2 separate regions of the Mus musculus genome follow, and region 1 is linked to region 2. A link is a contact called in ENCODE Hi-C data. All regions are on one chromosome and are shown on one strand. Each heading gives the region's core, a stretch centred on a gene start or an enhancer-like site at or near the end of the contact. The rest is flanking DNA. Distances are from core to core; before and after follow the strand shown.

The links. A loop is a pair of places that touch in the nucleus more often than their neighbours do.
Region 1: a map of left cerebral cortex shows a loop between it and region 2 (10-fold over the local background). The contact joins the promoter of Msx1 here to the promoter of E130018O15Rik in region 2. A Hi-C loop is called at or near these places in 7 of 37 maps with a recorded cell type or tissue (ES-E14, left cerebral cortex and mouse embryonic stem cell).

What each region holds. Positions count from the first base shown.
Region 1 is chr5:37,822,818-37,829,788 of GRCm38, reverse strand. Msx1 (msh homeobox 1) reads left to right here and starts at 5,204. Exons shown (of 2, transcript NM_010835.2): 1 at 5,204-5,924. The coding sequence starts at 5,456. It overlaps Gm33993 (a long non-coding RNA gene), which reads right to left and starts at 4,034. Exons shown (of 6, transcript XR_868362.1): 1 at 3,903-4,034. RefSeq lists an enhancer at 569-4,120.
Region 2 is chr5:35,385,833-35,392,586 of GRCm38, reverse strand. It overlaps E130018O15Rik (RIKEN cDNA E130018O15 gene), which reads left to right and starts at 4,111. Exons shown (of 2, transcript NR_152157.1): 1 at 4,111-4,162. Hmx1 (H6 homeobox 1) reads right to left here and starts at 3,726. Exons shown (of 2, transcript NM_010445.4): 1 at 3,098-3,726; 2 at 1-849. The coding sequence starts at 3,470. The coding sequence ends at 224.

The DNA of each region.
Region 1 (6,971 bases), core at 3,955-6,454, 2.4 Mb before region 2:
AACTAAACCTGGGTCCTCTGCAAAGTCAGCCAGGGCTCTTGGCTACCGAGCCATCTCTCCAGCCCTTCCTCAAGCTTTTTCTCGAAGCTGCTCCCTCCTTGCCCTTCCCGCCTGTCTCTGCCACACTTCAAGCTGACAAACCAAATCTCAGAAAAAAAAAAAAAATTAGGTCTGTAACCCAGGCTCGTTTTCTTCTCAGACAGACGTAAGAGCCGGGACATTTGGTAAATTCGGGAGGAACTTCAACAGTGTCTCAGGCTTCTTATTAGGAAGGATCGAAGAGGATCGACAGAGATTAGTAGCTGCAGGATAGAAGATCCCTTTCCCGGACTGGGTGGGGCTGGGGGCGGATCTATCCAGTATGGCAGCGGCACCATTAGTACTTCAGTGCAGTTTGGTTTTTGAAAGGGCCCAAGAGAGGCTGCTCTTGGGAATGAAAAAGGCCAGGCTGAAGAGTTTGGATGGTTCGTACAAACCAGCAATCCCACCTCTAGCTAGCTGTGTGACCTTTAGCTAGGCGCTTTTCCTCTCTGATTTTTCCCTTTCATCCCCGGCCAGCGAGCGTGTGTTTCCGAAGTTCCAGAGTAGAAAATAATAAGTTAGCTAAAGTTTTCAAAACTTCTGACCAGAGGCCTGACACCAAGTTTCTCCAATGCCCTCCAATCCGTACGCCCGAGGCCATGGGTAAAAGCCGAGACCGGTGCTCCGTCGGCGGGCAAAGAGAGGGGAACTCGGGTACAGCGGTGGGCCGAGACGGGGTGGAGGACTTGGGTCCGGGCCCCTGGAGCCTTAGGGTCTGCCTGACATCTCCAGGCTTAAATAACCGTGCGCCTTTGTTATTCGTAGGCAGCAAAGTGGTTCGTTACGCCTGATTGGTCTAATTGCTTTGAAATGAGATATATTATCTATAATTATAGAGTCCTGGTAGGAGCCGGCAGGCCTCCGCTTTCATCTTCCCCAAGTGCGCCCTCAAGTCCCGATCGCATTAATTTGCGCCATTTGAAGAGGGAGCTCCCTCTTCCGCGGATACTGGCCCCTCACCCTCAACCCCCACGAATTTAAAGACACAAGAAAGCCCAGCCGAGAAAGTGGGACCCTAAGCAAGTGGGGGATGGGCGGGAAAGAGCAAGAAGCTGCAGACTCTAGCTGCCAGTTCCCCAGGTGAATCCGCAGGATTGGGGCCCTTCCTCTGAAGAAGTCAATGAGTTCTCAAGAAAGGGAAAAACACCTTCCAGGAAGGGTTCCTTTGGCGGCGCCAGTTCCAGCGCTAAGGACTCCACCAGTTCGGCTAGTCTTTGGAAACCCGAAGCATTTTTTTTTAAAAAATCTTTATCGCCTCTGCATTTTCTGGAACTGAAGATTCTTCTAATTCTTAACTGTGGCGCTTTGTCCTGGAAAAGCTTTAAAATCTTCCCTGAACGAGTGATTCCCGGGCAATTTCTCAAACATAACTTCTAGCCCCTTGCTTGAAGGCAGGGGTCAGAGGCTCGGAGATGGCAGAGAAGGGAGGGCCTCTCGGGAGGTTAGCAGATCCCCCTGAACGAGGCTTTCTGACCAACCATCAGACCCCACCCCCACCCAGGGACAAAATACTTCTTCTCTCTCCCTCCGCTGCCCTCCCGGTGATTGGTGAATCCCCACAAAAATAAATCGTTCCGGGTAATCGGTTTCCATAGCACATCCATTCTATTAAAGAGGACTGTTTGGGGCTAGCTAATTGCCGGCGGATCCCACTGAGCCGCACATAAAAAAAATGTATGCGGGGTTTCTGGACAGAGGCCACAAAATGCACTAGAAAAGGGAGTGGGATGGGGGTGACAACGAACGCAGTACTGAAGGGCCAACCCTTAAGTTTTTCAAACCCAGGGCCAGATAGATACTCAGGTAGTAACAGTTGCCTTTAAAATTGAATTCCTCTACAAGTTGATTTTCTGCTGGCGGGGGGAGGGGGGAAGAGAAAATATCTAGGAACCATATCGAAGCTATCACACACCCCAGTTGTCCTATACTCTAGTCAAACGAGCATTTTGGGTTGCGGGGTAAAGGCCACCAAGGAGAGTAGCGGCCCAGAAATTGATCGCAGAACTAGTCTTTAGGATCTGAACCGGCAAAGGTAATTTATTCGAAGGCAGGCGAGATATAGGGTGCAGGAGACTAGGGGAGACAGAGCGAGGGGGAGGGGAGAAAAGTCGAGCAGGCTGCAAGCAGAGAGCCTGTCTTAGAGTTTTATCTGCCGCGGGCCAGCCCTGCCCTTGCCAGGCATGAATTACGGTCCGTTTTCTCCGCTGCCTGCAGCGACCGCGTCGGGATAGCAGCACCTCCGGTTAGCGCTGCCGTGAGATAACAGGCCCAGCCTGGGCTGTCAGCTCGCTTAACCCACTGGCCAGGAAATCCGCAAAGGTCAGACAAAAATGAGCTCCGAGGTTGCCTGCTCTCATTGATCCCAAACGCATGCCTTTCCGTTTTCGGGAATGAGCCACATGGCTGGGGAACCGGGTTTTTATTTTGTTTCTCAGACATCCTTCTCAGAGTTGGGGTGCATTTTCCTCCCCTGCGCAGCCCTTGGGTAGAGTTTAGCATGGGTCCTGCGCTCTGGAAGCCATCGAGTCCGGTCCCTTGCGCTCTGCAAAAGCGCTCTTGCAACCTTTGCAACCCGCTAGCCTGCGCGCCGAATCCCTGCAGACCCAAATGCACACCGAACCCCAAAAGAATAGACAGTGGAGTTTGAGACCTACTCTAAAAGCCCAGGGGCCGAAAGCAGGGCTCAGGGCTGCGGGCGCAGGCGTTTTGCTCCCTGGAGGCAGGGGCGCGACTTCAAGGGCCCCTGCGCCGGCTGCAGCCTTTGATCCGGCCGCCGCTGGCGCCTAAAAACAACATCCTCGTCTGCCTATTAGGCGCGCTGAGGGATCGTGACAGATTGTTTATCCCCGCAATTAGCGATGCAGCCCTTCTCAGGCCGCCCCCTCCCCGGCCTGAGGCTAGGCCTCTTTGCTCCGACTGCTGCACACTCCGTGAGTTCCGCTGGAGACCCCGGTGCGCCCTGGGGCCCCATTCTTGGGGTTCGAGGCCCCCTCGGTCCTAAAGCAGGAATTAAGACTCTGGGCCAGTACACGAGTCCCTGAAGTTGTCTACACAGTTGCGTGTCACGTATTTTAGCCGTTATGCACTTTTTTTCCCGGGAAAAAGATCGTAGCTACTTGGATTCTCCGATCGCTCCCAAAAGGAAATTATTTTAAGTTGGGGATCGAGGTGGAATAACTGAAAACCCTCACTTTTTGAAAAACACTCCTCGTACTAAAAACACTAGACTAAAGCAAGCCATTTGGGAGATTTATTTCCATTTCTGTTTTAATCCGAGCGCAGAGTGTAAATCGGCTGACGCTATAGAACGAGATGATCTAGCAACTGCCTAATTAGTTCTTAAACTACAGTTCTCCGTACCTTCTAGGCTTCGAGCTAAGGATTTGGCCTACACTGTCGCTTAACTTTCGTTTGCAGGGCTTTAAAACGGGACGGTATGGCTTCTACTTCCCATACACATGGAACAAACCTCAGGGGACCCAGTACAGCGGGCGTCCAGCTGGGCCTAAATGAGCTTGAGTCCCAAGCCCTACGCAGTGCCTCCTCACAGCCTCAGAAACGTAAGAAATCCAGACATTTCACAGAAGCGAGTATTCCCGAACCCGCCCCAGGCCTTCCTATTTCTCCAGGCCCTGTGGGCAGATGTGAGGCTCCGATCTCTCTGGCGTCCGCAGCCCAACCCCTCCCTCCAGACCCCGGACGCCGTCTGGGTAATAAAGTAATTCATTTTCCTTAATCTGGTCGCCCCTAATCTACAGCTTTTTATTGCGCCCAGTTAAAAGGCCAGGGAATTCGCTATCCCTCCGTGCTCGGATAATTACCCCTAAATGGCCACGGCAGCCCCTTGTGTTTCCTGGAGATTAGAGCCCGGCAGTCATCAATGCACAGTCCCGGTGAGCCGCCAATCACCTCCTCCACCTCCCCCGGAGCCGCGAGCCTGGGCCCTGGGATAAGAGGCCATATAAAGAAAAGCCCCCCCCCCCCCAACTCCCCAACAGCCTGTTCGAACCCAGTTTACAAGGTCTTCTGTGGTCCCCACTCCAACTTTCCTTCTTTTTGTATCAGTCAAACAAAACAAAACAAAACAAAACAAAACACGTTTCCTTCGAAATCGGGCAAACAAAACTTCTTAAGCCTTGCACCAAAGATATACCTCCAGGAACTGCTTATTTTTCCTACTGGCCCATCAAATGGGCCTCCACTCTGCACCAGCAGACAGACCCACAGTTAGTGAAGTGTGATTGTTTTTGAGGATTCATTGTCTGAGGTCATGTTGAGGCCAGATTGTTGGTGGGTTCTGTTGGTCTTATTTCGGTCTTCACCCAAGGCATCCAGTGGCTTCTTTGGCTAGTAGCAGTTCTCTGGTAGAGGTGTAACTTTCTGGAGAAAAAGTACGTATAGGGAGGGGGTACGTGTTTGCATGAGAACCAAACTCATTTCCCAGATCATGTTACTTGTTCCCGTACCCACAGAACCAACAGGACCTGTACTTTCTTTGATTAACTTTGTCCAGCCCTGGAGACAAAGGCCCATTTTTACTCCGAGGTAAATTTTTGAAGATTGGAAGACATAAGACACTTAGGGCGGCTTTTTTAAAAAAAGAAATTAGTATTATCCCTTGCTACTCTGACAAATAACTATGAACATTCAAAGCAAACACCAAAAGAAAAAAAAAATTGTAAGTGAATTGTGGTCGAGAAAGGGGGCCAGAAGAGGGAAAGGGGACAGAAAGAAATAGCACAGACCATAAGAGAAACTGTGGAAAGAAAGTAGTCTATGGAGAGGAACAGAAGAAGTGGGTAAAGGATGGTGGAGGACGACTGGCAGAAGAGAAGGACTAGTAAAGAAAAGTCCCTCTGGAACTTGGTAGAATCCACATCCAGGAGTGTGGGGGTCCAGCCGGACCGATGCCCACCTGACTTAGCTAGGCGGAAAAGCTCCCCAGGTACCTCCGGCTCTGTCCCGCCTGTGCGGGTCAGGCCCTTCCCCGAGCGCCCCCAGGCCGAGCGCGCCTCGGGGCACGAGCACAGCCCAATGGTTCTCTCCGGACCCGCCCCCTCGCGCTCTGATTGGCCGCTGCCACGCTGGCCTTGCCTTATTAACAAGTTCTCAGGGGAGCGGCGGCGGACCCGGAGCCGGCGAGTGCGCCTGGGAACTCGGCCTGAGCGGCGCAGGGATCCAGGCCCCGCTCGCTCGAGTTGGCCTTCTGGGGAAGCCGCAGGAGGCTCGCGCGCGAGAGCCGGCCGGGCCAGGAACCCAGGAGCTCGCAGAAGCCGGTCAGGAGCTCGCAGAAGCCGGTCGCGCTCCCAGCCTGCCCGAAACCCATGATCCAGGGCTGTCTCGAGCTGCGGCTGGAGGGGGGGTCCGGCTCTGCATGGCCCCGGCTGCTGCTATGACTTCTTTGCCACTCGGTGTCAAAGTGGAGGACTCCGCCTTCGCCAAGCCTGCTGGGGGAGGCGTTGGCCAAGCCCCCGGGGCTGCTGCGGCCACCGCAACCGCCATGGGCACAGATGAGGAGGGGGCCAAGCCCAAAGTGCCCGCTTCACTCCTGCCCTTCAGCGTGGAGGCCCTCATGGCCGATCACAGGAAGCCCGGGGCCAAGGAGAGCGTCCTGGTGGCCTCCGAAGGGGCTCAGGCAGCGGGTGGCTCGGTGCAGCACTTGGGCACCCGGCCCGGGTCTCTGGGCGCCCCGGATGCGCCCTCCTCGCCGCGGCCTCTCGGCCATTTCTCAGTCGGAGGACTCCTCAAGCTGCCAGAAGATGCTCTGGTGAAGGCCGAAAGCCCCGAGAAACTAGATCGGACCCCGTGGATGCAGAGTCCCCGCTTCTCCCCGCCCCCAGCCAGTAAGTAGCCAGCCCTGGATGGAGAGCGAAGGGGCCAAGAGGGGGTGTGGGGCCCGAGGGCGCCAGGCCGCGCGCCGGCGCCGGCTTGTCTCGGGCGTCGGCGTACCTGCAACTGGGTACCTGGAGGCCGTGCAGAGGTTGCGTTGGCGGGAAGACCGCCTTTGAGCCTCTTCCCACTCCCACCCAGGAAGAGAGTTAGAGGCCTAAAGCAGGCAAAGCTTAGTCCGCGCTCCTTGCCTTGGCTCAGTGCCTCCGAGCCTGTCACTTCACTTGTAGCGCGCGGGTGTCTGTGGACCTTCTTATTCTTCCGGTAGTCAGGACACCAGGGGTGCCCTGCTTCTCCACCTGACCCTAAACTCAGTTATTTTGCACCTCAACTTGGATGGGCGCAGCGGCCAGTACATCCTAGCTCTGCGGAGTTTCACTTTCTACTGGTAGACAGCCGTAACCTCGCGCTCCCCATTTAAAGAACCTCTCAAAGGGTTCCGGAGTTCTGCAAAACTCCTGCCCCACCGCGCATCTAATTTTAAGCAGAAACTTGGTGTTTTGGGCGGGTGGATGATTTAGCAAGAGGGGACGATCGCGGACTAGGGGGGATGGTGGTGGTGGTGGAGACAACAAGACAACCAAAAGAGCTCCCTATTAACCACTTTGCTATAGTGTCCGAATGTGTTGGACCAGGCTTTTGAAGCGGACCCAGCAGCCAGCGACGTGTTCCAGGATAGTCCTAGGTCCTTGCGGCCCTTAGGCTTCCTTTCCCCAGCGAACCCGCTCGAAGATATTTCAGGAGCACGGGAAATTCCCAAGTTTTCCTCGTTTCCTCCGATTATTTCGCCCTACATAATAGCGTTGCAAATTCAATGGCGTGATGCTGAGGAACGATTTTTATCTGGGGATTAAACGTCTTTGAAAAGACAGCCCCTCCCTGGGCCTAAAGCTTGAGGAAGGTGGCCCAGAGCCGGGCTGTTGCTGCTGACCAAAGTGACATTTCCCTATGAACCCACCCTTCTTTAGGGCGGCCTGGTGGAAAACGACTCTGGGGCCAAC
Region 2 (6,754 bases), core at 2,862-5,361:
GACTCGGAGCCGGCATCTGCTCAGCACTCCGTGCCGGCGAGAGCTAGCGCATCGCCGCGGCTTTCCATCGGAACGGGTCTCCAGTCCTGCAGCTGGCTGCGAGTCCCGGCTGCCGCCGCTGTCCGGTACACTGTAGAGCAGCTGCCCACGGAGACGGCCGCTCGAGGGACTGCGAGGTGCGCGGCGCCTTCCCCCAACCGCCTCCTACATGGAGGGCGCCGGCTCACACTAGCCCCGGCATCTGCGCGCGAAGGAAGGGCACCGAGGCGGCGGCAGGGAAGGCGGCAAGCGGGTAAGCAAGCGCGCCCGAGAAACCAAGCAGCGGCGGCGGCGGTGCGGGTGCGGGCGGCGCCAGCGGGAAAGGCAGCGCGGGCCCCGCGGCGGCCGGGGGACTCTCGTGGTAGAGCACCGGCACGCGGACCAGGCGCTGCGCACCCGGCGGGGACAGGCTGGCCGCCTCCAGCTCCGCTGCCAGCTGCCGCTTCCACTTGTTGCGGCGGTTCTGAAACCAGATCTTGACCTGCGTCTCCGTGAGCTGCAGCGAGGCGGCGAGGCCCGCGCGCTCTGCGCTGCTCAGGTAGCGCTTCAGATCGAAAGTGGACTCGAGCTGGAAGACCTGGCTGCGCGAGAAGACCGTGCGCGTCTTCTTCCTGCGGCCACCGCGCGCCTCCCCTGTCGCCGCCGCCGCCACCGCTGGAGCCTCGGCCAACTCCGCCGCCTCCTCCCCGCCGGTCGCCGGGCCCTGCGTCGTCACCTCCCGCGGAACGGTTCCCGGCCCGGGGCACCGCGGCCAGGCGCTCTCTGCGCGGCCCATCTCCTCGCCGGTCTCCGGAGAGTCCCGGTCGCTTGCTGCAGGGGAGAAACGGGCATAGTGGCGGGTTCTAAGGGTCTGCCTTTAGGAGTCACTGAGACTGGCTTCCTCCCACCTTCAAATCCTCCTCACTCAAACGCTACAAACTGGGAAACACGCCCCGCGTACGGGTTGCGGGGGCGGGAGGGGGTTGGGGTGCCGGCAGGAAAGTAGCAGAGGCCAAAAATGAAGCCCAGGACCTGGGCCGCAGCAAACACGTGGCAGCGCACACCCAGAGAAGGACAGAGAAAATTCTCGAAAGAAAAAGGCTAATCCAAAAGACAAACTGACATCTGAGACTGCCCCTGGCTCAGCTCTACCTCAGCCCCCAACCCACCGCCAACTCACAAAAGGCTGGCAGAGGACCGGGACAAAAGAAAGGATGTCCTTCAAAGTTATGTACACACAGAGACTGACATACAACCTAACCGCCAGGGGCTGAGACCTCCCCATCACACACGTGGAGCAGACATCAAGGAAACAACTCTTAGGAGAAACAAATGCACATTCCCCAGAGAAATCCCACCGGGTGACATTGGCACAACCCCGACCCAGATCCCCTCAGAGGCAGGCCCTCTGCAGCAGCAAAATATGCTCCAAGAGACCAAGGAGTAAGGCTGTTCTACCAATCACTGCATTCCTACCCTGCCCCAACCATCTCCTACGCTTGGGGTCTTGCCCACAGAGGACCTTTGGGCTCATGCTCCAAGTCCCAGATTCAGGGCGTACAAGGGATGTCACCAGGTTAAATAAGTTCCCGTGGGCTCCCACTTCTCCTCTAGACATCTGGGTCCATGAAACCAATTCAGGCTGGTCTGTCCTTCTGCCTGACCGATGGATCAGAGGTCAAGGTGGGTTTTGGCCCAGGTTATGCCTCAGTACAGTGGACTTGTGCTTACAGCTAAACTCCGCCTGGTTTCCTTGAAAGCATCCCCCTCAGTGCCCATGCAATGTCGCCTAGCAGGATGGTGTGTATGCAGCCAGACCATAGGGGAGGTCCTACAAAGACACCCAAAGCCCCTACACTCGGAGGTCTGTCCATGTGTTGCCATAAAGTGCTAATCTGACTCACCTGCTCGCTTGACTCAACAGGAACAGAGAACTCTAACCCGCATGGCACGAAATAAGGCAAAAGGCCGGGGTGGGGTGGGGGTGGGGGTGGTGGTGACTATTGGACTACAGGTGAGGATGGCCCAACTAAAAGGGAGAATAAAATGCGCCCTGCAAGAGCCTCCTCACTGGATACTACTGACCCCTGTTTAAGCTTATGTAAAGAAGGCAGGCATTCCAAACCTGGGCTGGGAGACTTGTCCTACTCCATACCAGGAGTGGGGTGAGTACCTAATAGAAAAGAACGGGCCCCAGGCCACCTCCTACCCCAAAGCTTATACACAGAGCCTGGGTGGGCACCCTTTAGTTATATATAAGTCTGTGTGTTTAGGGACCCGGCTGGCTCAAGGGGCTGGGGTGAGGAAGGTTGAAATACCCTTCTAGTCTCAAGGGTTGCTCTCTAATGAGCAGGTCCTAAGAGAGGTTGAGGTCTGGACCCTCTGGAGACAGGCAGTCAGAGTCAGGATGTCCAGGCCAGAGGGGTAAGTGGGTTCTGGGACTGAGAAGCCCCCACCCCCATTCTCTGAGCCCTCTGCAGGAAACAAAGGCCAAAGAGGGGGAGGGGCAAGAAAAGAAGAGAGGGGTGGGATGGACCCTTCAGAGTGGGCTCCTACCAGCCTCAGCCTTTGGGCCTGAGAAGACCCAACGCAGGCTCAGGCCCAGCCCATGGTCTTACTGCGCAGCAGGGAGGGCAAAGGATACTTTGGGGTTGCAATTGCTATAGAAGAAGGCCTCCCATCCAGCCTCCATAGCTGTGGTCTCTCAGCTCTGCCCCTTTTATTTTAGTGCTTGACCCCCGCGGCCTCCCCTCCTCTGCCACCTTTCCTCTTCCTTCACTTCCCTTTCACCTTCGATGTTTCTCCAAACACACTCTTTCCCCTTCTCATCTTTCCGAGGCCTATTTCACTCTCCTCTCCGAATTTTGTGTTCTTGGGCCTGATCCTAGCCTTAGCAGCTTCCTACATGCAGTGCCATCCCCAGTCTCCAACAATTGCCCATCCAAGGGGATCTCATACCACCCAGGCCCCAGTACACAGGAAGACTAGGAGCTCACTAAGCCCGAAGTCACCAAAAGAATGCATAGGGAGGGAGCAGAGCCCTGACCATTGCCCACCCCTTCCCCGCAACCTCACTCACTGTCAGGACTTAGACCACCTCCGTAGCCGCCGTGCACCCGTGGGTACCACCGCGTTGTACCTCCGCAGCCGAGCGCGAAGGGCGGGCCGGGCCCAGGAGGCGGCCGGGGCCCTAGGCCCAGTGCCCGGGCCCTCGCCTCCCCGCCCGGCCCGCTGCCCGCGCGCTGCTGTCGCCGCCGCTGTAGTCGTCGTCGCGCCTGCTCCGGATCCTCGTCCTCGGGGTCGTCGTCGTCCTCTTCCTCTTCCTCGCGGACGCCATCGCCCTGGGTTGAGCGCCCCGCGCCCTTGGCCTCGGCTGCTAGCAGGTTCTCGATGAGGAAGGAGGAGGCGCGAGCTGGTGTGGCGCGCCCGGGCTCGGTCAGCTCATCCGGCATCGCGGCCGCGGGCCCGTCGGGCAAGGCTGGGATCCTGGGGGTCCCTGGTTGCCTGGGGCGCAGCTGCTCTTCCCGGCCCCGTTTGGATAGTGGCGAACGGCCGCCTGGCGCACGCGCGGCCTGGCCCTGGAGAGCCGCTGCCCGGAGTGAGGGCGTCGGGCTCCACGAGGCGGGCGTCGGCTTCTGTGCCGGGCTGGGCTGGGCGGGAGCGGGTGCGCGCGGACGGCCGTTCCCGCAGCAGCCTCCCTCGCGTTTCTCCGAGCGGTTCAGGTCGCCGCCCCGGCTGGCCTCACGGGAGGGGGAGGGGGCGGTGCCGGGGGCGGGGCGGCGCGAGTTTCGTAGGCTCAGCCCCAACGACCCGCTGCAGCCCGGAGAGAAGCCATTGCCGGAGATGCTGCCCGGCCGGACTCTGCGCGCAGGTGGTGGCAGGGCCCAGGGCAGGAGACCCGGTGGTCCTGGGGGTACGACCCCGCGAGATGCGTTCCGGCGCCCCCCACCCCGGTACCCGCGCCAGGGAGTGGGAGAAGGCGGGGCCTCGGCTGGGAGGTCGACCATTGGCTACAGGGTCGCTGTGAAGCCCAGACTGGCCAATCGCATCCGAGGAGAGCCTTGCTCACCCTCCGGGAGCGTGTCGGAACCCGCAGAACGCTCGGTTTGTGCGTGAGTCCCTGTGACTGTGTATTTGCGCGCGGGTAAGGACTATTGCCGACTGGGCCGCAGTCTTTTTCTTTTTTTTTAAGACCTCGCGTGTAATTTAAAACGGGGATTCTGCCAAAACAAGTTTGCAGAGACGCAGCATGTTTTAACTCTTACGCGTAACGAAATATGCTCTTGGTGCCATCGCGCTGCGATGGAATGCTCTCATATCCCGGGCTCAGTTTCGGTGTGTAAAGAGAGTCAAGCCCGAAGGTGCCCCATGGTGTCACGCTGGGTAGGAACAGATTACATTTGCTCTGGCACCTCCATTGCCCGGCCTTCTCACTCTCTTTCAGGCTGGTAAGAGCTTCGTGCCTAGCCACTGTGCGGGACTGCAGGTCTTGAGGAACAATTCCTCTTTCTGCCTCTCTTGCCCTGCACAAAGTGAATTTTCTTCCCCCGCTTCAGGAGCAAGGCCGCAGAGGGTAACCCAGACTTCGCTGAGACCAACGGAGCTGTGATCCACTTCCAACAGGAATAGGGGGACAGCCTAGTCACTGAGCGGAACGCTTCACTGGATGCGGGTTATCACGGAAGGCCCATCTAGCTGCTCAGTGCGGGTCACAGACAGTGCGTAAAGAAGTGTGTCCCACTGTCCAGGAGAAGGCAACTGCAGGCCCGGAGCCCACTTTGTTTAATCTCCCCAACAAGAGAAATAGAGGGAAATAGAGTCACCCTATACTTCAAAGGGAAAAACTAATGTGAAAAGAGAGCGCTTCCCCTCCCTCCCACTATAAGTGGCTCTTGAGGATATAGAAGGATGGATGAGCCGCCAGGCTAAGGAACCTTTGGGGTCTGCACCCTGGCTAGAAACCTGGATGGGAAGTGGGTTTTGTGCACGATAGGACTTGATTTTGGAGCCATATTGGGCAAGGCAAGAGGAATCGCTGGCAAGCAGCCACATTTCATAGGTGAGGGCTCTGAGTCAAAGTTGGGTGTCTCCAACTTTGACTCAGAGTGTCCCAAGTGCTGTTACTTCCTGGGTGTCCCAGCTCAGACATACTCAGGGACCTGGGTAGAGGTGGGGGCGGGGAGGGAGAAATTAGCAATGATATTTGTTTGTAGGAATCAGGCACAACCCCTGGGCCGGCCAATTCAGGTTGGTTTTGTTGTTGGTGGTGGTTTGTTTTTGTTTTGATATGGTTTTTCGTTTTTCCGAGTTAGGGTATCTATGTTAGCCCAGAGATCCTTTTGCCCCTGCCTCCTGAGTGCTGGGATTAAAGGCATGAGGCATCACTGCAGGGCTCGGGGTTGTTTTTTGAAGTGATGAAGAAACAGACCAGAAAGGAGCCCTACTAAAAATGGTGATGGAGAGAACCGTCCAACTTCTGCAAGTTCCAGGCTCCCCTTGTGAACAGTACCTTCCTGCTTGTAAAATGGAGCCTGTTGGGTGGGTGCTGTGGCTTCCATTTTATTTCTCTGCTCTCTGGATGGGGGAGCCAGGCTGGGCTTCTTAGGCACCAGGGTTGTAATTCCCTCTGCCCTAGGGCCCTGGCCCTTGGTCCTGGCCCCTTGTGGTTACACCGGTTACACCTTACACCGTGGATAAGTGCTGCTCCCATACTCCATTGGGCAGAGAGAGACCTGCCTGGTCTTACCCAGCACTCCCTCTGGAGCCGTGCATCAGAGTGGCGCCTCAGTACTAGACCAGCAAGGGATGGTGGTCAGAAATGGGGAAAGGGCATCCACATCTCCTGGTACTGGCTTGGGAGCACTAGAAAGAGGGTGACAGCCACACTACTTGGCCTCTGGATCCTACGGACTACAAGTGGTGGTACCACTCAGGAGCAGGGTGTGTATGTGTCAGGAACTCCCAAGTTAGCCCTGTGGGTGCTCACCCAGGTCCTGGGGGCCCCAAGCTCAGCCTACACGGAGGAGAGCAGAGAGGTACTGCTTGAATCCTTCCTTGCTGCCAGAGTTTTAGCACTGATGCTGCCCAGCGTATAGGCTGGTTTGTCCCAATTCAAGGCCAATTTGGCTGAGGAAGTAAGGCTGCCAAGCACTAACCCAAGCAGCAACTTCTGGTGCTGCCTTGCCAGAGCCCTCTATATTCCTCCACAGAGTTCTGGGGCTGGAGGACTGTCCCCTTCCAAGCCATGCCCATCCATGTTCACACACAGTAGCTGTGCAGGCTGTGGCATCTCTCCCCACTTTATCCTGCTGCCTTGTTTCTGTCTCACCTATCCTGTGTACTGAGATCTGTCAGGAAACCTGCCAGGCCTTAGCAGAGTCTGCCTGGTCCAGAGGCTGTACTTCACAAATGTCCCCTAAATCTGCGCGATTGGATCTAGGGCGGCAAGAGGATCCGAGTGGCCAGCTGCAGGACCACTTCAGACCTTTTCACCAACAAGCCTTTCATTTGGAAAAACTTGACAAAATGCCTATTTTACATGTTTTTTTTAAATTACTATATTTTGCCTCCTTCATCCCTCGCCTGACCCTGTTTCTTCTCACACCACCCCCTATATGACCCAAGTGTCTGCCTACTCTTGGGTTTTGATTGACAAAACACTCCATGTGCACTTCCCCAACTTATTTTCAAAGGCAATTACTGCTACGGGTGTGAGGGGATTGGACCCAGGATCCCC